Regions from separate parts of the Homo sapiens genome. Here regions 1 and 3 are each linked to region 2. The links are chromatin loops, found by intact Hi-C in ENCODE. Cell type or tissue: gastrocnemius medialis. All regions are shown on one strand. Region 1 has its middle 280 kb from the start of SNORD151. Region 2 has its middle 680 kb from the start of IGFBP3. Region 3 has its middle 690 kb from the start of SNORD151.

The links. A loop is a pair of places that touch in the nucleus more often than their neighbours do. Peaks named below come from ENCODE experiments on the same cell type or tissue, not always from the same donor. Only the 100,000 strongest peaks of a DNase experiment are listed, where the experiment ranks them.
Region 1: a loop joins it to region 2, with 3 times the contacts of the local background. A loop is called at or near these places in 2 of 110 quality-filtered maps.
Region 3: a loop joins it to region 2, with 3 times the contacts of the local background. A loop is called at or near these places in 4 of 110 quality-filtered maps.

Annotation. Positions count from the first base shown.
Region 1 is chr7:47,177,361-47,185,360 of GRCh38, reverse strand. No RefSeq gene overlaps it. Among named protein-coding and RNA genes, the nearest start is that of SNORD151, 280 kb to the left of the region's middle. In gastrocnemius medialis, a CTCF peak has its summit at 4,953 (motif pointing right); DNase peaks (open chromatin) are centred at 4,650 and 4,950; H3K27ac peaks cover 3,643 bases.
Region 2 is chr7:46,599,913-46,607,912 of GRCh38, reverse strand. No RefSeq gene overlaps it. Among named protein-coding and RNA genes, the nearest start is that of IGFBP3, 680 kb to the right of the region's middle. In gastrocnemius medialis, no CTCF peak of the experiment used is centred here; DNase peaks (open chromatin) are centred at 514, 3,982, 4,302 and 7,382; H3K27ac peaks cover 4,708 bases.
Region 3 is chr7:46,771,136-46,779,135 of GRCh38, reverse strand. No RefSeq gene overlaps it. Among named protein-coding and RNA genes, the nearest start is that of SNORD151, 690 kb to the left of the region's middle. In gastrocnemius medialis, no CTCF peak of the experiment used is centred here; a DNase peak (open chromatin) is centred at 4,355; H3K27ac peaks cover 3,985 bases.

The DNA of each region.
Region 1 (8,000 bases), 580 kb before region 2:
TTGATATGTCGAGCTCAGGAGACTCTCTGAAAGGTTACCCAAGTTTCTCCAACTTTCATGCCAGAAAACATTCTGAGTGCCAAGAATATGAACTCGAATAGAGCAACACAAGTACTAAGTAAAAATGGCAAATGGGGCTAAAAGGTAAAATAATCTCTGTGTAACAGAGCAAGATTGGGATTAGAGATCTGTATGCAGGTATAATTTCCATCCCTGTCCTTTAGTCTTTATTCTTAATTTCCTTCTTTTAGAAGGGGAAAATTAGTCATTGAGTCTTACGGATCTACTTATAGTGTGTTATGCTTATGTCAGGAATGTCGTAACATGAAGGACTCATTACTTTTGTATTTTTAATTCCCTAAATTGTGAAATGTCTTCTAAAGAGTAAAGACTATATAAACATATTGTACATTTTAAAGAATATTAATAATAATAATTAACGCAAATAATTCCTATAGAATTCCCCACACAATACCCTTAAATATCTCTGCACACCTTTCCCCAGGTGTTCTAGATGCCTCCTCCTCTCCCACCCCAGAGGACCCCTGCTTGGGATTTCATGTTAATCACATTCCTTTGCTTTATAGTCTAATCTCAGACATCCACTCTTCAAAACAATGCATTGCTTAGTTGCTTAGTGGAGCCTACTGTGAAATTTATGTACATGGAATTACAATGTGTCCACCATTCTGAAACTGACTTTTTATTCAGGCAATAGTATGTGTTTGAAACATTGTAACTTGTTGATGTAACTGTAGTTTATTAATTTCTCTGGTTTGGTCTTATGATTTTTCTTAAGCCTGCAGATGTGGTGAGTTCATTTACTGGTATTGCTCTATGATATTTCATGTGCGAAGAAGATACCACAACCTGTTTATTAATTGTACTCCCGAGGGAGTGCTGGCTGTTGCCTTCCCTCCTTGGTTTCCAGTGGGCAGAGAGCCATTCTGCACAGCTGGCCGTCTCCCAAGCACATGGGCACTTGTCTCTTTTGGGTGGAATGACTGTGTTGTAGAGTCTGTATATGCTCTGTTCTGTTAAATTTTGTCAAATTGATTTTCCAGGTGGTTGGGCCACGTTACCTTCCAGTTGGAAGTGTAGGGGGGTTTCCACTGCTCCACATCCTCACCAATGCTTGGTTTCTTATTTTTTATATTTTGCCAGTTTGATGGTTCAAAGGGGCACTGGATCGTGGTTCTAGTTTACATTTCTCTGGTACTGACGAGCCCCTTGGGGATAACTGGAGAGACGCTGAGTGACAGCGGTGGTCAGAACTGGATTCTGTAGGACGGGGTGGGGAGGAGTAGAAGGCTGCAGTGGCGGGGGGTGGGGCAGACGTGGGTCTGGCGCACATTCTTTCTGCTTTTTTCTCATTTGTATTGGTTCCAAGTTCAGTCTCAGAAGAATCACATCAATTCTGACTTGTAATTCTAGAGATCTCTATTTTCCAGAAATTTTCTATGAGAATCTTTGAAGCTTGAGGGCTGTGATTTTTCTCCAGGATGAAGGTTAAACCCTGTAAATGTGCAGAACGTTCTCCTAACAACCCATTCCAGTAAATGGTGCATGACAGGTGTGTAGGGCACTGTGGGTGAGGCTGAAGCATCACCCCAGATGCAGGGGTACATTCCTAGGAGCACAGACATGTGAACATGCTTCACCCTCCACATCTGACCCTGGGACTCACCCACTTCTCTCTACTCCCACTGCTCCCCTGGTCAGATGGCCCATTAGAAGGCTCAGGGAATGGTACCTTACTTTCATATAAAGCTGCCTTTACTGAATTTGCATATATTAATGATAGTATTCCAGCTTGACTGAAGCTGGGTGTGAGGTTTGTGTCTCATGGAATTGTTCTGGGAACTTCCCAGAAGGCATGTGAACTCTCTGACAACATTATAGGTACTCAATAAAGAGTAGCTAGTATCAATTTGCCATGTCTAATTGAACAAATACTATGACTAATTAACATGCTAAATGCAGGAGGTATGGTGATAAATAAAACAGTGCCTTGTCCCCTGAAGCTTACATTCTACTAGGGGAGACAGCTGCACACGTGAAACATATGAAGACATAAGGCAGTTTCAGATAGTGGCCCTTCCAACAGGGAGAGCCAGGTGGCAGAGTGAAAAGGAGAGGAGACAGAGCATTCCAGACAGAGGCAGAAATACCTGCAAATGCTCCCTGGTTATGAGCTCTGTGTGTTCTGGCAACAAGAGAAGTCAGGCAACTGCAGTGATGGTGAAGGTTAAAGGTCATAGAGATGTGAGGCTCCACCAATCCCAGGTGTGGGCCAAGGCACAGAGAGGGGAATGCTCTCTGTTTGTGTCTTATATCAGCATTTTGTGATAGGGTTCAAAGTTATACTCTCTGAGGGCTCCCACTTCCAGATCTAACAATACGGTAGATGCTGGGGAGGCTTAGGGTCTTCCTTGCTCCAACCCAGCCTGGGCAGGAAGAAACTTTTGATGCCTGCCATGGGGCAACATTAGCAGCCTCAGCTCACTCCAGCTCTTGTCCGGTATCTCTACTTGCATCCCATCAGTGGGACCCCAAACAGCTCTGGGGACCCCAGGGTGCAGGAACGATGCCCATCATCATGCTGGGCACCATGCTGTGCTATGGAGACCCTGTTGTCACAGAAGTAAACCATTGCCCAGTGGAGGAGGCCTACCCCTTTCCTCTTCCTGTACCATCACTCAGTGTCTGTGGTCCCCACCCCTGGCCTGGGGTTCCAGTGAGTCGTGGGTAATACTGGGCACACATTTATGAGTGTTTCTTACATGTGAATGCCATATGTGCCCCAGTGGAAAAAAAAATAAGGACTCATTTAAGTTTTTTATTATTTGGATCTTTTCCTGACACCTGAATGATGAGCATTGGAATGTTCTCACCAAATTTGTGTTATATAAGGACTACTTCTTGAATGTAAGATTTCAAAGGATGCTGAATTAGAACTTTGGCAATAGCAAAATACTTTTTTCCAAACCATCCCAAACTCTCCATGGATGGTGGCTTGTTTCCAATTTGGAATGGCTTCAGTTGAAGATGTTTTTTGCATTGGTCTTTGTGTTCACAGTCCCTGGTGAAGGGGCTGATAGGCTTAAAAGCAGCATTTGGGGAGAGAGAGAGACACACACAGAAGGAGAGAGGTAGGAGGGAGAGAGGCAGAGCGAGCAAGAGAGAGCTGTACTGTGTTCTTTCTCAGAAAGTACCTGGCAGGCTGGAAGCAGCTCATGTGCCAATATTTGAAAACTATAAATAGAGTCCTTTGGGATTGGCTTACATGAATTGGTAGGAATGCCAAGCTTGGGAAGCTGCTGGGGCATGGTGGGGGGAGAGCAGGGAACAGTGTGCTATTCCTAGGACAGGTAACGCCTCTCTTTAGTGTAGTGGGGAGGGCCCTAGGCGGACTGCAGAGAGGAGGAGCTGAGGTACAGGTGCACTGTCAGGTCAGACATGTGAGCAAGTTGGTGAGAAAATTCATTTGTTCAGCTTCATACTTGGGAAGCAGCTGTAGCATTCAGGGTGGGAATTCTCAGTCCTGCTGCAGCTGCAGCACTCAGGGAAGGACTCTGGGGCCGGGCTGGGACAGGGCTGAGCAGGGAGCTGGATTGAGGGAAGTTTGAAATCACGGATCTAGCTAACTCTTCTAATTTGATGATGGGGAGACTGAGGCTTGGCCCTTTGTTCTTTTTCCTGCACCACTGCCAATCTTTCATGGGGTAAAGACCAATTTTAATGCAGTTCACTGAGATTCTTCTGCCCATCTGTGGAGGAGGTTGGTTGGGGGGCCTGGACACAGGAAGACTGCCGTCCTCAGCTCCCCTAAAAGCCACTGCAGCACGGGATGCCTGGACTGGCTTCTCTCCAGCTTCATCTCAGAAGATAAAATGTCAAACTCAGAGCTATCCCACGCTTGTCAAAATGCGTCGCAAAGAAAACTCACGGAGACAAGCACCTAGGCATTTGCTAGTGTTCAATACTGTTCATTTGGTCCCAGCCTTAAGCCACATCATCAGAGTGCTCTGGGGACCACATGGCTTTCTTTTATTGCAGTACTTTTCCTGAATGCTCCTAAAATGTAATGTACATTGCAGGGACATTCTAAGACAGAGCCCTGTAAAATGCATGACTTTGCTCGCCATGAGGACATCGGTGAGGCTGTCCTTGACTACGCTACATCATGATCTCTGTATAAAGACCTCAGGGAGAAACCTCTGACCTCTCTTTGACTTGCTGTGTTTCTCCTTGGGCAGCCAGCTAACCTTTATACTGCAGACTCAGGAAATGGTGCCACTGATTCCGTGTCCCTTGATGCACTGGTTATACAATCTCACAGCCCAATATGCCCCCTCTTCTCTGCAAGTGCATGGTTATACCTACTTGTGGTCTTCATCCTTTTTTTTCCTTCCTGGCCATTGTGAGTCTGTCCATCTATGTGAGAGCTCTGGGTTCATCCTGAGCCATCCTGGTGAGGACGGAGAGTGTTTGGAGCTTAGGTCCCACCACCAACCTTCTTCCCTTTCTTTCTCTCTTTTTCTTCCTTGCGACCCTTCTAGCATCTCACTTCCTTCCTTGCCTAAGAATCTCATCCTCTAACTGCCTCTGACTCACTCTGGGATGATCAAGCATCTTTGGGATCTAATAGTCCAAGGTCCCAGTCCCAGTTCTATTGCTTATTACTTGGGTAACTCTGTATTTGTGGTTTAGCCTCGCTGAGCCTTAACTTTCTGCCAAATGAGGTAGACATAACCCTACTGAGGGCTAACACAGGGGAAAGCCGTAACCATGGCTGATCCATTATGGTTGCATCAGAAAAGCCAATTTCCTTGTCAATCAATGCCAAAAGCACTCCCTTCTGCATTAATCAGACCCCATCTGCCCTGCAATTTGTTTCTTAGAATTCAGAACAAAACAAAACGAAGCACAGAAGCCTCTGGCCATCCCCTTCATCCAGCAGATGGCAGTCTCTGATCAGGAATCTCTTGGCCTAGCTGCCATGGGAAACTGCTGCCCTATAGAGGATTTGTCCAAGAAAACCCAAATAAAGAAATATTATATATTATTTTCTACGAAGAACTTGTGTAATGAAGAGGAAACACTTTCTCCCAAGCAACTGATGTGGATTTCTCTTAGGTTTCTGCAAAATGCAGGTGATAACCCTTGAGGTCGCACGCTTTGTTTTCCGGGTGCATTGCCAGGTTACAGGGCACACCTATGCTCTAAGAGATCCACGACAGCTAGGAGATGGCTTTCCCTTGTTCTTCCTGATTTTCATCTTGGTATTTTCTTAGAAAAACAACAAAAAAAAGGCGCTGTGTCCTTGGTTACTGTGACAGCTGTGACTGGGATCGTCAGGTGGGAAAGGGGTCAGGTTACTTTCCACAGAAAAAACAGAAAACATCTGGTGCTGACATGCTGATGAATCTTCCTTCAGCTGCTATGGAAAATCTGGGACTGGGGTGGGGGTGTGGAGGCATTCTGCTGGCTCATGCAGAGGGGGAAGCTGAGAGGAACTGGGCTCATCTGCAGGTAGCAGGGCCTGGCCCCCTCCTCTCCTCACCCTCCTCCCCTTCTCTTTCTCCTTCTGCACTCACACATGCATATTCTATCTTTCACTTTTTCTATCTGGATGCAGGGGTAGCCAGCCAAGTGGATTCCTTGTCCTGGTGGAGTTTATAACTAATATCAACAGGGAAATAGGATTTTGAGGCATAGAATGCTCAGTTACATCATCTGTTTCCCCCACAGTTGGAGTTGACATGCTCTGCGGTCTATGCAGAGTGAGGGACACCCTTCAGACAGTGGCTTGCAGGGCGGCTGTGGCACATGCCCAGCAGAAGGAAATGTAGCCTACTGCTTACATCCCAAGCTGCAAGGGGCTTGTCCAGCTTCTCACTGAGAGATGGGTTCCTGGTGTGTGTGTGTGTGTGTGTGTGTGTGTGTGTGTGTGTGTGTGTGTGTGTGTAATAGGGATTCCTCAAACCCCAGAAAGAGATGCAGAAGCTCTGTAGGCCTCCACCCCCAACACACACTCAAGAGATAGCAAATATCCTTTGCAGACAGTAAGACACCTCATCTTGGGCCCTAGCCATTCGTGCCAATTCTACTCCGTTTACTAAAATGGTCTAAAGTCAAGCAACGCACTAACTTGCCAGCATTTACTCCTCACTCACTCATCCATTCTCTTTTTTGTGTGTTTCTTATACAGCATGTGGGAAACACGTTTCGGGGTGGTCTTCAACCAACAATCCCAAGCATCTCTAGTTCATCTTCAAGACATGCAGATATTCTCTTCCTTGCCTTTTGCTTCTCCCCCAAGGATGCAGCCACTGAGTTACTGCACTGGCCCTGCCCATTACCTTCTATCCCTCGGGTGAGCCTTGGGGCTTCTTGCCCTTCCAGCCACCATTGTCATGCTTCACATCCTCTGTCTTCTCTGTCTCTCACATGCTTGTTCTTTGTTACGTGCTGTTGAAATGACTTTCCTACCAAGATTAAAGTCTTCCTCACTGCAGGAATAACTATAAACTGTAATCTCAGAGCAGAGAGGCCTGATGCTGGAGACAGCCAGCCCCCAGCAGGGAATGGCAGAACTCAGGACCTGTGCTTTGGTTCAACCTTTGCTTTCACCACACCAGGCTGTCCTGCAGAGGGAAGACCATGGGGCTGTCCTTCCAGTCAGAGTCCTTTCTCATGTTTCTTCTCTGTCACTAATCGGTAAGTCTAAATTGACAAAACACATAGGCTTTTCTCCTCCAAAACAAAGCCCTGCAGAGAAAGGTTTAATGAGAACAAGGAAATGAGAAGAGAGTCCCTTTTCTTTTCACTTTATCAGGGTCCTGTGAGCTCTGACTTTGCCACTCCCTGAATTCATTAGGGTCCTCTCATTCTGCAGCTTGGGGTGAGCCCCAGACAAGTCTAATGGTAAACTGTATGTGTCAATTCCATTCCCATGGTGTGTCCAGGTTACCCTTTTTTTCTGAGTGTGTCTGTGAGGGTGTTTCTGAATGAGATTGGCATGTGAATTTGCGGATTCAGGACAGTAAATTGCCCTCCTCAATATTGCTGGGTATCATCTAATCCATTGAGGGCCCAAGGAGAACAAAATGTGGAAAAAAGAGGAATTCTCCCTCCATTTTTTCTGCCTCATTGCTGAGCTGGGACATCTCATCTGCTCCTGCGCTTGAACTGGGATTTCCATCATCAGCTCACCTGGTTCTCAGGCCTTGGTACTCAGACTGAGTGATTCCATTGGCTTTTCTGGGTCTCCAGCTTGCAGATGGCAGATATGGGACTTCTCAGCCTTCATGTATTAGTCAGTTTTCATGCTGCTGATGAAGACATACCTGAGACTGGGCAATTTACGAAAGAAAGAGATTTAATGGACTTACAGTTCCGCATGGCTGGGGAGGCCTCACAATCATGAGGGAAGGGAAAGGCATGTTTCACATGGCAGCAGACAAGAGAAGAGAGCTTGTGCAGGGAAACTACCCTTTTTAAAACCATCAGATTTTGTGAGACTTATTCACTATCACAAGAACAGCACAGGAAAACCTGCCCCCATGATTCAATTACTTCTCACAGGGTCCCTCTGACACATGGGAATTGAAGATGAGATTTGGGTAGGGATACAACCAAACCATATCATTCTGCTCCTGGCCCCTCCAAAATCTCATGTCCTCACATTTCAAAACCAATCATGCCTTCCCAACAGTCCCCCAAAGTCTTAACTCATTTCAGCATTAACTCAGAAGTCCATAGTCCAAAGTCTCACCTGAGATGAGGCAAATCTCTTCCCCCTATGAGCCAGTGAAATCAAAAGCAAGTTAGTTACTTCCTAGATACAATGGGGGTACAGACACTGGGTAAATACAGCTATTCCAAATGGGAGAAATTGGCCAAAACAAAGGGGCTACAGGCCCAATGCAAGTCTGAAATCCAGTGGAGCAGTCAAATCTTAAGGGTCCAAAATGATCTCCTTTGACTCCATGTCT
Region 2 (8,000 bases):
AAACATAGTGCAGGTACAGTAAGAATGTGATAGTATAATCCTATGAGACCACCAAAACGTGTCAGTGGTGCATGACTATATATAGCATATGTAAATGTCTGTTTATTACATATATATTCCTTATGTATTATATATAATCGATATGTATATGTATAAACTATGTGTATATATAAAAATTATGTACCTATATAATTCTAATAGATAAAAGTGTATATATTATGTATTATAAAACATATACATATATAACTATATATGTTTACATGTTTATAAGCAATTATACCTACATTATATTATAAAACTATATACATGATGGAAAAAATATATAAATATACATGCCATTTATAATTACTGAACAATGAATTTTTAAGTATTTACTTCCTGGGCAGCGGAAGGGCAGAACTGAGAGGAGATACAAGTTTTCAAAAATTCCCTAATGTGATGTAATGAAAAAACTTGTGTGTTAATTAAAAAATGTCCTTAAACTTCTCAGCATGGAAGCCATGTGGCAGCAGGCCCTGGCCTGCGTAAATCACAGCTGCAAGATTACTGAGTTTCTGGATTTACAACAAAGCAGACCCAGGATGACGACAAAAGCTTTAGAATTTCAAAATTTTTAAAAAGCCATGCTGAGACTTTAGCAAGAGAAGGAAACATACGAATGTCCAGAAACCATATCTGGCCCCACAGAGGACTTCATCAATACTAGCAGAGAGCAGAAAGATGGGGAGTGCAAGGGCTCAGAGAAAACAAAAATAAGCCATTCTCAGAACTAATTTATTTTAAACCAATCAATCAAAGTTTTCTGGAGCCCAACAAACCACCTATACCACATCCTGTGCATGATATTTTATTGCTAGATTTATGTGAATGGAATGAACACAGGGTCAGACTTAAAGAGTAAGGCCCTGTTGCAAGAAGCAGGATGCTCTTTGATTTCCTCCCAGGGTTTGAGCAGTGTTGCAGCACCACTGAGATTGATTGGGAGACAGGAGAGCTCCAAATAGCTTCAGAGCAGCTGTCAGCTTCAGTCTGTCTCTGCAAAGACTCACTCACAGAAAGAGAGAATTAGTATAGACGCTCCGTAGCTCTAATAGTTCATGTTTCCTACTTTGGAAATAATTGGTATTCATTGGAGAGAAATACGTAAGTAATGATGTGAGAAACTAAGCAATGTGAAAAGTGGTCCCCATTGAAGTATGCTCATGATAGTCAGCTCTACAGTATTTGATGAACCACACACTCTTATTTTATTGCTCTTCTTTTTCTTCATTCGGTCAGTATTCTGAGAATTTGCTATGTGCCAGGCACTGCTACAATTATTATACATACAAAAACAGTTAAGACATGGACTCTGACTTTAAAAATCTCATGGCCTGATGAGGAATGCCAATCAATAAGTAGATAATTACAGCACAGAGTGATCAATGGATGCCATAACAGAGAGGAGTGCAGACCACAGCAGGAGGAGAGGAAAGGCATCCCCTGACTTTGAAGGCCCTCTTCCTTAATATTTCTTGGTGTCAGCATCTGGTTCAAAATCTCTCTATCCTTCCTTGCCTATTTTTTCTTCCTTCAAAGATCATTGAATAACTTCATCTTAGAGTTTCATGAGATATATCCCCATTTTCTTTCTGTCTTTTTCAAAATGACCCATCCCATGGTCCTCATCTCTCAGGCCACGCTTGTAAGATAAGGCAGTGTCTGGTGGGAACATTTCTTAGGAGGTCAGAAAAACCAAGTAAGATGGGCTGGGTTGATTTCTCAGGAAGGCTGAAACCATAGAAAGACACTGTAGGAAAAAAAAGCTACAGTTGCATTTGGGGAAGTTGTGCAGAGCCAGGACTAGATAGAAATATGTTCCCCAGATTAGAAGTCAGGAGAAGTAGGTACAAATTGAAGTACAGAATGAGGTGTAGGTTTCAACAAGTGGTTCAGAACTGAGACCACAATGTTCAGCAGATGTAAAGGTTATGTCTTTTTTTTTTTTTTGGAGACAGAGTCTTACTCTGTCGGCCAGGCTGGAGTGCAGTGGCATGATCTTGGCTCACTGCAACCTCCACCTCCCAAGCTCAAGCAATTCTCCTGCTTCAGCCTCCCAAGCAGCTGGGATTACAGGCACGCACCACCATGCCCTGCTAATTTTTGTATTTTTAGTAGAGACAGGGTTTCATCATGTTGGCCAGGCTGGTCTCGAACTCCTGAACTCAGGTAATCCACCTGCCTCAGACTACCAAAGTGCTGGGATTACAGGCATGAGCCACCACACCTGGCCAAGGGTTATGTCTTTAAATGAAGTTGGCTGTCAGGTTGATGGGCGATGCTCCAAGACTAGGCAGAGTTTGGAAAAATGATAAGAGTTGTGCCATAAAGGATCATGTCCTGGTTGTTAGTCAGTTGTAGGTGTGGTTCCAGAGGTCATCCACAGAGGGGCTTCAGTTCTGATTCACCCTCTTGAATCCCATTCTGCTACTGAAACACTTTTAGCTGTAGGGTTGAAAAGGCACCAGGGTTCTCACAGGCACGAGGATAGCTGGACCTCGTCATGGTTCCCATGAAGATCCTGCTGATGACAGCTGTAGATAAAACCTGAGAGAAGTGGGGCCAGCCAGGACTGGTAGACTCTTCCACCTGTACACGGATATATTCCATTCATTCTCTCCATAGCTCCTGATTGCACAGGCATTTAAGGAAAGAATTGTGTTAATGAACTGAGACCTACATGCCATTAAAGTGTCCACTAAAATGGGCAAACCACTCACTGAATATATCAGGAAAAAGTATTATGGTCTATATTAGAAGACCTATTCAATAGGATAGTTTGAATTTTATTTATTAATTAAACAAACACTTATTGAGTACTTCTTATGTCTCTAATCATCTAAGGCATGGAGATACAGGAGTGAAGAAAATAACACAAAACAGGGGCTAGGGAAGACATATAGAAACATGAGTAAATTGTTATTATCTTCTGAGAAGTTTGATAGAACGGGTGTCATTTTGATTTTAGGGGATCAGCTTTTTGACTTCGGTGACTACCCCACAATCTCCCTCCTATTTCAGAATCACAGACTTGAGTGCCTCTTGAGGCTCCCCTTGTTCCCAAGGGCTTTATCCAAATACCCTGGTTGCAGAAGCTGTTTTAAGAAAGTTATACTAGTTTATACCTTCTAGCATATTCTTCTAGAAGTAGAAGACAACTGGCTATTTGCTTCCAATAGAGTTAGATTAAAATAAAATCTTGACTTTGGAATTACAGACCTCAGTTGGAAACCACGTTTCTTTTTCTTTTGGCAGCCACTTGACTTAGTTTCAGTTTTCTAATCTGTAAAATAAACATACTGTTAATAGGTATCTGGCTGCACTGCTATAAAGTTAAAATGCAGCAGCTAACATAAATACATTCTGTAAAATATAAATCACTAGTCAAAACAGGGCAACATTAACTGTCATAATTAATAATAGCTTGCCTAGTTATGTTATCTTTGAAAGAGGAAAAAAAGAGAGATGCTTCCTTGCAAAGGGAAGGGCCTCTACACACATTTCAGAAAACAGACGTTTCTAAGATCAGACATGGAGTGTATCTTTCAGCTCCCTGATAAACACAGCACAAGTAAGAACAAAGTGCCTTCCATGGCTCCTTATCTGCTGGCGGAAAATGTATGCTGATTGGTTAGGAAAGAAGTCTTAAATGTTTAAAGCCATCAGTCACATGTGTGTTATTTTTTAAAAATTAAAAACATGAAAAACATTAATTCAATGCATGTTTATAGAAAGTCTACTACCATTGTTTTTGTGCTAAAGTTTTAGAGAATATGACCCAGTTACTATTTTCAAGAACACACAGCCCCATGAGGGACAGAGCCATGTAAACAGTAGGAAGCACCGGCTGGCGGTCAGAGCTCTCCTGGGACTGGGTACGCAATGTTCTCAAGCCGCTGGCTGCTGACTAACGGGCTAGAAGGGACGAGGTTCGGGCTGCGAGGAAGGAAGGCATTCCCCAGAGCAAGGGCACGGATCCACGCCTGCTACTAGGCTACTGTTCTGTAGTCAGACCAGGCGATGCTGCTGTGTGGAAAGGGTGAGGGAGGATGGAGGTGAGGTCAAGGTCAGGAGATAGACTTGTGATTTTTATTTATAGGTCAGAGTTTCTCAATTACATTCTCATACTCAGAGATGGTACAGGCCCATGGGTGATGGGGAGGGGGCCAGCCTTGTGCACAGTGAATCACATAGGACCCCAGTCCTGTTTATAGACACCCAGAACAAACAAGTATTACTCATGACAATCTATCACATGTCATTCTCACAGTAAGTCTGTTGTCCTCTTGGTGTGCCGGTCCTTAGAATGAAACACGAATGTTAGGCCAAGAGACTGTGAGTACTTGAGATGTGAGGAGGGCATTCTTCCAAGAAGCTGGCTTCACAGTGTCCCTGGACCAGCAGCACAACATCACCCGGGAACTGTTAGAAATGCACATTCTCAGCTGGGCCTTTACCTACGGAGTTGTCAACCCTGGATGGGCCCTGCAGTGTGAGTTCTAGCAAGCCCACGGGGGACTCCAGTTCTTGCTCGACTTCGGGAACCTTTGTTGGCCTGGTGTCTCCAGCCTCAGACATCATAAGAATCACACAGAGTGCTTGGAAACAGGCCTGCCAAGGCAGAATCACCTTGCAGAGGCTGCAAATGTGGCTCCTTGACCCCAGATAATCCATTCCATCAGGCAAGAGGCCTTGACCAGGGAATACCTGGGAATTGTCCAGCAAGACATTTCATACTGCGATATCCACACCCCTCCCTGCAGATGCCCATTCAGAAGACAGGCTGGTGTGGACATGCGCAGCACCAAGCAGGACCCCACACAGGCCTTCTCTCTGGTTGGAGGAGGCCATATGCTAGCTGTGTAACCTTGGGGAAGGGGCTTAACCTCTGAAAGCTTGCTTTACTCTTCTGTAAAATAGTCACAATAACAGCAACTCCCTCCAGGGTTTTTATGAGAATGAAATGACTTCATGTGGGACAAATTCCTGGTACTTGCTGAGGATTCATAAACGTGAAACATTATCATCAACATTATAGCATTATATTACATAGCTCTGATTGGTGATCAAATAGGCCACATTTATCAAACCCCTATTACTCCCACTATGGCTGCTCCTGCTACTGTTACTGTGAGCCTTGTTGCTCCTGCTACTACTGTTACTGTTACCTACCAGTGCTACTATTGCTGCTAATACCACCACTGCTACTAGTACTACTAATACTGCCGCTATCACTACTGTAATACTATTGCTATTGCTGCTGCTAATGCTACCACTAATAGTGCTGCTGTTCCTGCTCCTGCTACCACCAGTACTACTAGAACTGCTGCTTCTGCTATTGCCATTCCTGCTCCTACTATTGCTACTGCTAATACTACTGCTACTGCAGCTAATACTGCCACTGCCACCACAACTACTACTAGTGCTATTGCTACTAATGCTGCTACTAATGCTAGCACTAATATCACTGCTACTACTGCCACTGCTACTACAGCTATGGCTGCTGACGCTACCATCACTATCACTATTACTACTACTGCTGCTGCTAATACTGCCATTGTTCCTACTGCTATTACTACTACTGCTGATGCTGCTACTGCTACTATTGCTACTCATAGTATTATTCTTTGCCAATAGCTGGCATGTGTTTTAGTAGAAAGAGGAAATACAACTGTAGAGAGAGATGGAGAGAGATAGGACTATGGAGTCAATTAGACCAGGAAGAAGTGGGGAGGCCTCCCTGCCAAGGAATGCATTTAACCAGGAAACAAGCAGAGGATTTTTGAGGAAGAGATAATAAACAGCACCAACAGGAGCACAAGAATGTGCTTAGAGGGCTCTTTCTCCGGGAAGGTGGTCACCTTTTATTTCCTCTCCTTTCTTCCCCTGGTCCTCACTTCTGGCTTTAGACTCTTACCAACCCACATGGATGAGCCGGGTGAGAGGTTTAGCCTGGCGTGCCATTTGCAGACTAAGCTGTCTGCGTGGATTCTATTTGAGAGTTCATTAATTTTGTGACATGATATTAAGGGTCCTTGTCATCCTAGTGGAGTCCATGGCCCCACTCAGGTTATGCTCTCTGTCTACTTGTGGCGAGAGTTTACCAAATACTAGGTGAAGTACAACAAAGGAAAGCAGGCATCCTTTTATCAAATTTACTGGGCACTACCGTTTGAATTTTAAAGAAATAAACATTTCATATGTATAAGCACCTAATAAAACATGGTATTAAGTTGTATTTTGCCAAATTGATTTACTGAGAAAAATTTAGAATTGATCATGGCAATGTTCGAAAATGTCTCTTTAACTACATGCCCTTTCATTTGGAAATATTTTCACTTTTAAAATCTTTGCTAATTTGGTGTTTAAAAATGAAGAGCAATTGTTACTTTCACTGGTTATTTTGCTTGCTGGAGAAGTTGGCTAGTTTTTCTTATGTTAATTGTTTCTCTTCTATGAAATGTTGATTCCTACGCTGTTCAGATGTGGATGCTTTGAAAGCGTGAGGAATCCAGGCTTGAAGTCAGAAACTTTTGTTTTGTCCCAGTTCCAAGATTTGGGGTCAAAAAAGGCAATATAATGTAACCCTGAATCTATTCCTAGCTCTAAGGATCACCTGAGTGGCATGTGCAGAGATGCTGAATAATTAGAATATCAAATACTTGGTCTAGAACATGAACTAGCTACAGGCCTGCCTTCCAGAAGCCCTTGGAGAAGATCAGTCAATGAGCAGATGAGCTGATTTCAGTGGGCCTGGGGGAACTGATGATGGAGGTCAGGCAAGGGTGGCTAGGGAAGCTCAGGGAGGGCTCACAGTGCTCACTCCTGGACCCTGGAAGGTATGTTTGACGTTTGCTTCTTTGTTCACTCATTGAGCAAGTCATTTATTAAAATAAATACCACAGATTTAGCTTCAGGACAAGATTTCCTTCAAGTTTCATACCTGTCTACTATAAAATCATTTTTCATAAATGTCACAAATTTATCCTCCTGCAGTTAGGTTTCTAAGACAAAAATGCAATGGTTGATGGTGTCTCCTTGACTTTTGATAAAAGTGATTCAAACATTTTTAAATAAAATCTCTGGGGGGTGGATCAGCAATCTTGGGCTTGTCTGTACAGCAGGAAGATGGGTAGGTTCCTCTCCAGCTGGTTTTTTAAGCAAGCAGATCGTAAGCGGATTGGATTTCACAATTGGAAGCATTCTGGAAGAGATATGGTGCATGTTTGTAAGAGTCACCAATCTTTTAGGTCACATGGCTGGCAAAGAAGCAGACACCACTGTTCTCTGTGAGCACATCTGGGAATGAGTTGCTTCACTCCTGGAGCTTCGTGTGTTTTCTTCTCCTTCATAAGAAGCTTTCAACATAACCTTGAGGGGCCAATAGCCGCTCTCCACTTCTCACAGCCCCTTTAGCGTCTGATTTTCCTGCACTGGAATCAGGGCCCCCAGCACATTTCTGGGAAGTGCACAGATCTAGATTCCAGGCCACCACCTGCTCCTCAGCAAGGATCACTTGGCTTCTTTCATTGTCTGTGAAGTCCGTTCCCTCCTATTTCCCAGCTGGGACGAGGATCAGCTCAGGTCTATAAACTGGGCAGCTCTTTTTGGGACATCTCCTTTAATCTCAGAGAAACTGTATGAATGAGGCATTGTTGTCCACATTTTACAGATGAGGAGACCCAGCCACTGAGGCTAGATCATCACCCAGGGTCACAGGGTGACCAACAGGGTACATGCCAGAGGCCGGCTGTCAATTACCCTATCCTGCGACTCCTCCCTACTTCCTTCCTGGTTCACAGCTCCCAGGAAAAGTGATGAGAGAAGCTAGGTAATGGGAAACAGAGATTTTCAGGCCCTCTCCTTTGGAGCTGACTCCCTTCCTACCTCCTTTTTCCTCTCTCTCTCTCTTCCTCCATGCCCAGCTCTTTCTCCTCTCTCTCTCTATCTTTCTCTCTGTA
Region 3 (8,000 bases), 170 kb before region 2:
TTAGTGAGGTCATATTATGTTGAATGGACTTGATGCTTGTGGATGTTTGTTGGTGTCTGCGCATTGAAGAGTTAGGTATTTACTGTAGTCTTCACAGTCTAGGGTTGTTTGTACTCATCCTTCTTGGGAAGTCTTTCCAGGTGTTCCAAAATACTTAAGTGTTGTGATCTATGCTGTATCTGCATTAGGGGGCACCCAAAGTCCAGTAGTGCTGTGGTTCTTGCCGACTCATAGAGGTATCACCTTGAAGGTCTTGGACAAGATCTAGAAGGAATCTCTGGATTACCAGGCAGAGTCTCTTGTTCTCTTCTGTTACTTTCTACTACACAAATGGAGTCTCTCTCTGTTCTGAGCTGCCTGGAGCTAGGGGTGTAGTGACATAAACACCCCTGTGGCCACCAGCACTAGGACTGTGTTGGGTCATACATGAAGCTAACACAGGACTGGGTCTCACTCAAGGCTTGCTGGAACCATTCTTTGGCTACCATCTATGTTCTCTCAAGGCCCTGAGGCTCTACCACCAACAAGTGGCAAAGCCAGCCAGGCCTGTGTCCTTTCCTTCAGGGTAGTGAGTTCCCTGGCCAGGTCCAGATATGCTGTCCAGGAGCCAGGGATGAGAGTTAAAAAACTTAAAAGTTTACCTTGTGTTCTATTGTACTGGAGCTGTGCTGGCACTCAAACCACAAGATGTAGTCCTTCCAACTCTTCCCTCCCATTTCCAAAGGCAGAGGAGCCTCACCCCATGGCTGTTGCACCACAGGCCCATAGAGAGTACTGCCAGGCTACTGTTAATGTTTCCTTAAGACTCAAGGGCTTTGCAGTCAGATTATGGTGAATGCTGACTGATGTGGGACTCACCGTTCAGGGCAGTGGACTCCTCTTTGGCTTAGAGCAGGTCTAGAAATACCATCTAAGAGCCAAGGTCTCGATACCTTGGCTCAGGTACCCAAAGAGCCTGTTTGACATTCTACCCCGCTGTGGCAGAGATGGTACCTAATGTGCAAGACAAAGTCTCCTTTACTTGTTCCTCCATTTTTCTCAAGGAGAAACAATCTCTCCCCATAGTCACCATAGCTGGGAAGGTTCTGAGTCTCACCTGAAGCCAACAAGTTTCAGGATCTCATCCAAAGCTCATGACATGCTACATAGGTATCAGCTGGTTATTTAGGGTGCAGGGGCTCTTCAGTTAGCCACTGATGAATCTTGCCAGGACTGGGTTCTTCTCTTCAAGGGGGTGGTTTCCCTTTTGTCCCAGAATGTGGCTAAAAATGTTGGTCAGGAGCTAAGGCCTGAAAAGGGGGCCTCATGACTCTGACCAGTGTCCTATCCTGCTGTGGCTGAGCTGATATCCCAGATGCAAGACAAATTCCTCCCCATTCTTCCATTTCCTCTCTTTAAGCAGAAGGAAGGGGTCTATATTGGAGCAACGAGCTCTGCAGCCTCAGGATAGAGGAGGGGTGGAACCAGCACTCCCTTAGCTGCCCTGACTGGTGTCTCAGTACATCATGTACCCCTCCCCGCCCCAGTCCACTAGCTCTGAACTGAGTTCAGCACTAGAACTTGCCTAGGAGTTGCAGACCTTGTGGCCTAGATGCCTTTCAAGTTTACTTAGTGCCCCAGAGCACTCCAGCCCAAGGTGGCTATGCTTGCAGGAACTCAAGTTCTGACTGACAGGATGGGTGATTCCCCTCTGGCTAGGGCTGGTTGAAAGGCTTTCTCTGTAGGTGGGCATCAGCTGAGTTTGGTCCAATTTTGCTTTCTGCTATAACAGAGCAGCACTGAATTAAATGCAATGTCTCACACTTGCTGCACTCTCCCTCTCCCAAGTGGACATATTCTCTCTCCATGCTGCAAAGCCACTGCCAAAGGATGAGGGAGGGGAGGCATAGATGATTCAAGACTGTTTTTCCTACCTCTTCAGTGCCTCTTTCAGTGATATGAAGTTAAAACCAGATACTGTGAGTGCTCACCTGATTGTTGGTTCTTATGAAGGTGTTTTTTTGTGTGTAGATAGTTGTTAAATAGGTGTCCTTGTTGGGGAGATGATAAGTGGAGCATTCTATTCTGCCACCTTGCTCCACCTCTCCCCTCATTATTCTTTTTCATGTATTCTACATCTTAGTTACACTCATTTTTTTAGACGTTCCCAAACTTTGCTGCCCCCTTTTGTTCATAGATGTTCTTGCATCCACATGGCCAAATCAAGAGACCCTTTCTCCAGAGTCTTCCATTTTCTCTTCATTAGAATTAAACATCTTTTCCTATCAACTTTTCTGGGACACAATGTGTTCATCAGGTGTTAACATGTTAGTTTCATGAGTTTGTTCCTTGAGTCACTACATCTTATTTATTGTTGTATCCTTTAAATGCATAACAGAACTGGTAGGCTCAGTGAATGTTTGCTGCATTGAATAAGCAGAAGAAAATAATGACAAGTTTGCCTTCTGTTAGAGGAAGAAGACATGTATTCATAAAATAAAGGCACTAGGAGACAGCAAAAATAACGTAGTCCTGTGGTGATAATCATGTACGAAGAACATAATGTATATCATGTACCAAGAACATAAGGTTGTGTTTTGTGTCATAAGAAAAGGGGAAGTTCATTTGACAATCATTTATTAACCATTTGTTTTGTGCCAGACATAGTGCCAGGAATAAATCAGGTATGATCCCTGCCCTCATGGAACAAGGTAGGAGATTAATCAGTTATTCACCTTATTCAGTAAATGCTCATTGAGCACCAAATGTTAAGGTAACAGCCTCTAATCTGATGGAATTTAGGAGTCCTGTGGTTTAAGTAGTCATTATATATTATTGTCAAGTCCTTCATACTAGAGGTAAGATTTTTGGTGACCTTGAGGTATTTTGAAGTTATAAAGAGGGTTGTTTCTCTTTTATGTATTTTTTTTTTTTAGACTTAGAATGAACAAACTCAGGACTTAGAATGGAGTTTGAGAGCAAGGAGAAGCATAATCCCTCACTCCCAGAAAGAATTGGAATTGGGACAGTTGAGTCAATATTGTTGCAAGTGTTATAAAGCAGAGGCATGTACTTGTGAAGAGCATGATATGACCACATGGATCATCCGGGTTATTGTGGACTTTGGAATCTAGATGAGCCATGATAAAACAGTGCCTTTGGAAACATTGGTTTTATGTTTCATAGAATGTGCTACACATAAACAGTGTTTTATGCACGAAGATCAGTTGTGAAATAATGAGCCATGAGAGAATGTTTCAGACAAATAAAATAATAGTCCTTGAAAACACATTGTAATGTATGATTATGAAATTTGAATAGTATACTATGGAGTCTTAAAAGCTGAAGACTTAAGCAGCTTAGGGACATAAGGCTCTAATCTCTATTTGTGTGAGGTTGAGGAGGATTTGAGAAGGAAGTGAAAGCTCCTAGCATGTCCCCATTACCAGTCCCCTGCCTGTCTCTCCTATCTCAACTCTCATAGCAATAGAGATCAGATTTTAAATTTTGACCATGCCCAATTAGTTTAGTTTCCCAAGGTCATCGTGTAATTTCTACCATAGATTATCTAGTCACATCTCTCCTGAGATCACTTTCCCATTTCATAACTAAAAACTCTTATTGAACATTTAGACTGTTTTGTGACTAACACTCTCTAAAGTCTTTTCTGATGTTCCAGGGAATAACTGATGATGCTGAATCTGTATTCATTTTTACCCTGTATTGAATTATATCATTAACATTCTGATACCCTATTGTAACTATTTGTTTATATATGTTCCTTGCTCAGTAGAATATAACTGTGAAGACAGGGATGTTTTCACTGGGTGAATTTTTATAATCCCAACAAACAGCATAGTGCCTGGACAACTGGAAATCTCTCCCATTTGTTGTATAAAATAATAGATGAGTCGAAGCTGGGATGACCAGTTTTGTTTTGGGAGGGTGAGTGTTGGACAGTATACAGATTTCTTGGATGAGCTTGTTTGTAGAAATTCAGGGCTCATTACAGTTACAGTCTTTTGAAGAAATTCATTGTACTTTGAAAAAAAGAATTGGGCATACCATAAGACTTTCACATCTTGATAGATAATTAGTTCACTTTAGATGAATAAACAACATTATCAAATGATATTGCTTGAATACATTGATTTCTGGAGTCACTTTTGGCTCAAGAAGATTATGGATAAGTGGATAACTTTAGGGAAAGATACAATACCCAATTTTGGGGGGAGGTTTGCTAGTGATCAGTAGAAAGAGTAGCACAAAGGAAAAAAATCATAGTTATGAGACTTCTTGCCCTGTCATAAGCATCCCAGTTGTAATGAGGTTCTATTGTTGCTTACAGAAAAGATATTCCATGGTAGGGCTGGATGCCCACGCAGGCCAATGGCCAGCACATAGGGAACAAGTTGTTCTGTTCTACTTGCTTCATGTAGCTTTTCTTACTCCAGTGGAAAAAAAAATCCAACTAGGTGAGAGTGTATAACCAGAGACAAGCTGCTTATTAGCAATACAAGGAAAAGTAATTGTGCAATAGAGTAATGACAATGAAAATTAGTGCTCATCCCCAGGATTCAAGACCATAGCCACTCAGAGATCACAGGGAGCTTCACATGCTGTCTATCACAGCCAAGCATTTACAAGCCAATATTAATATAAACAGTGCACTAAAAAAGAATGTAAAACTAGACCTATTATGTTAGATCCTGGAAAAAAGGATCTTGGGACAGAGGGCAAGTGTGGACCAATCAAAAATTCGACTTTTGGAAGAGTTATATTTTTCTTTTCTTTTTTATTGGGTTTTTAATGTTGTGTGTAACTAAATAAAATACAGAAGGACTAAAGGAGTTTTGTTCATTATTAATCTATTGAGAAAAATACATGATATGTAAAAAAGATTTAATGTGTATCTTTGATACTTCTTCCAAATCCATGTATTTATAGGAACCAATGAACCAAGAAGGCAGGCAGACTTGCAAGGCCCTCATTACTCTTTGCTATGAGAAGGCTTCAAGTGGGCAGCCTATATTTTCTGATACAATTATTCTTTTTTTAATCTCTTAAAACACATACATCACAGACACACAAGAACACACACCCACACACACACTCCTCAAAAGTAATGTGAACATTCGTTAACACAACTTTCTGTCTTCCAGTTTGTCTACACCTAGAGCATAATCCTCCCTCAATATATTTGTCTCTCTGTCATCATCCTCAGATGGACTTAATGGTGGAGGAGTTAGTACCAAAAGCCTCATGCTGCATTCTGGAAGTTTCACCATTAGCCCAAAAGGGAAAAAAGAGTAACCTCTATGTCTATCCTAGAGGCTTCCTCATTGCAGACCAGACCTATGTGTAGACCCTGAGCATGCCTGCTGCCGCTTCGCTTCACCAGTCCTAGAGGAGTGAGCCATCTGCCAAACAGCATCCTTTAAAAATGTCCCCTTTTACCCTTACCCAAACCCTGATCCCACCTACCAAGCTCCATGCAGCCAGCTGGAAGGCTGACTATGGAGTGAGAGAGAGAGAGAGAGGAAGGGCTGGCTTGGATTGAGCCTCCCTCTTGTTTACATTGCATTACAATTCTTTTAAAAATTGGGGTTTTATGGTATTTATAAATATTTTATTGATTGATTGATTTGAGGCAAAATCAACATGTCTTTCTTTCAGCAATGGTTGTGTGAAGTCAGCTGTGTCAAGGTGTATCCCCCTGTAGGGGCTCCCATAAGTTAACACTCTACTTCTTCAGAATGAAATTCTAAGTCAATTACTTAATGTCCACTTGTAGGCTTAGTTTATTTATCTCACATTCATTTTATTACAGACATGTTTTAAATGCAAGCTTATAAATGAGCATCTGAGCAACTGTGAAGCCGATTTGCTGTGCACTGGTTACCAACTTGTCTGAGTTTGGTGAGACAGAACCCTCAAGCCCAGAAAGTTACATGAAATGGATTCATTAAGTACAGATTGGCAACATGTGCCAACAGAAGCCTAGGATCCATTGTGAGCTGGTCCCCCAAAGCTTGAGAAAATTGCCCAGGGCAGATGGTGTCTCCTCTTTATGTGCCCCATTTGCACTGCAGCTTAGGGATTCTGAAAGACAGCTCACCCTGGATTGTATACTCTGGGGCCTTGTGAGCTGGGCTAAAGAATTGAAGGACATCCTACTTGGGGGAAGAGGGGCCGGAACAGAGCACAGATTGTTCTGGCCTGCTCCTTGCTAATTTTAGAATGTTGCATTCCCAGCACATACTATAGTTATTCTTGAAAACTACAAGCAAAACAAAGGGAGAACTAGGTTGGTCCAAAATCCCCAGAAAATGGTCCTGCAGCAACCACATCCCATTTTATAGACACCAATCTCATTTCTCTCCCACTGTGAGTAAGCAGGATTACAAGGTCCTAGAGCTTCAGAGCTTCTCAGTTTTAAGTATAGTATATTTTAGCATTCCTGGCCCTAGGATCCAGGCTTCCCCAGCAATTCTGTATCCATGAAGCCTTAATTCTGTGACTGTTATAGGCTACATTTACTATGTATTATGTATTTATTCATTTCCATGAAAATGAAACACAAAATAAAACAAAAATGAACAAAACTCTTTTTGTTTATTGTGAAGTGAAGCCCATATAGAGAAAATATAAAGTAAAAAAAAAATCCCCCAAACATGCTAAATATACTGATCAATAAATCATCACAGGAGAACACTCACATAACCATAACAAAGGCCAAATAATCAACACATTGCCAGAGCCTACAGTCTGCATCCCCTAGTTGTGTCCTCTGGATCACTCCTCTTTTATCCTGAGTTTTACCACAGTAGTTCAGTTTTGCTTGTTTCTAAACTTTATTTCACTTGAATAATACAGGATGCATTATTTTGTGTGTGAATTATTTTACTTAATATTATCTCTCTAAGTCCCATCTAAATTATCTTACATCAAGGCAGTTTGTTTTTGTGACCAAGTACTATCCTATTGCACAGGATAATAAATATTCCACAATGTACTTATCTATTCTATAAATGTCTTTAGATATTTGAGTTGGTTCCAAGATTGAGATGTTACAGATAACATTTGAATTAACATTTGTTTGCATGTTTCTTGATGCAAATGTGCATGCATTTCTCTAGAAGTAGATTACTGAGTCTTAGGAAATGTTTGCATTCGAATTTAGTAGTTAATGCCCAACTCTTTTCTAAAGATACTGTAATTAATTCTTCCCAAAGTTTCTTTGTCATCTTATTGAAAACCAGTTTTTCTCTAATTGATGTTTATTTACCACTTATAATTTATTTTAATTATAGAATCAAATATTTTAAGAGTTGTAAAGGAGTTTGCAAAGCAAGTAGCTGTAACTTTTAATCCTGTATGTGAGGAAACCAAAATTTGAGGACGGAAATAAAATTTCTAAGTATCCCTTTTAATGTAAGCAGCTTTCATCTTCTCTGCTAGATTTTATTATTCTTAGATTTCTAAGTACATTTTGTGAATTTGTAAGCAAGGCATTTTCTTTGTAGAACTTTACTCATTGTGATCTGACAAGGCTCATCTAGTTAGAAGCTAAGTAAAACATACATATACATTTATCAGTGTATTCCTCAGATATCATCCTAACACGTTCTTAACTTCACATTATATATGTATAACACAGTTTGAATTGCTTAATGAATAATTTTGTTAGGCTTTCTTGTGGCATTTTTATCTCACTTACCCATTGTTTGTTCTCCAATGTGAAAAACTCAAACTGTGGGAAAACCAATTATAATCATTTTCTTCAGATTTGTTTCTTTTCTGTACCTTGTTTTGTTATGTGGGCATATCACTTATGGAGAAATTGTATATATATATATAATATATATTTAAAAGTGGTTTTAGGACTTAATTAAGAGCAGTTAAAGTGTGGTTATAATGCTAAGAATATTTATTAATATAAGGGAAATTTAATTCAGCTTAACTACAAGCAAACTCTAGATTTTAGTTTCATGTTAGAATTAGATATTATAAAAAAACTA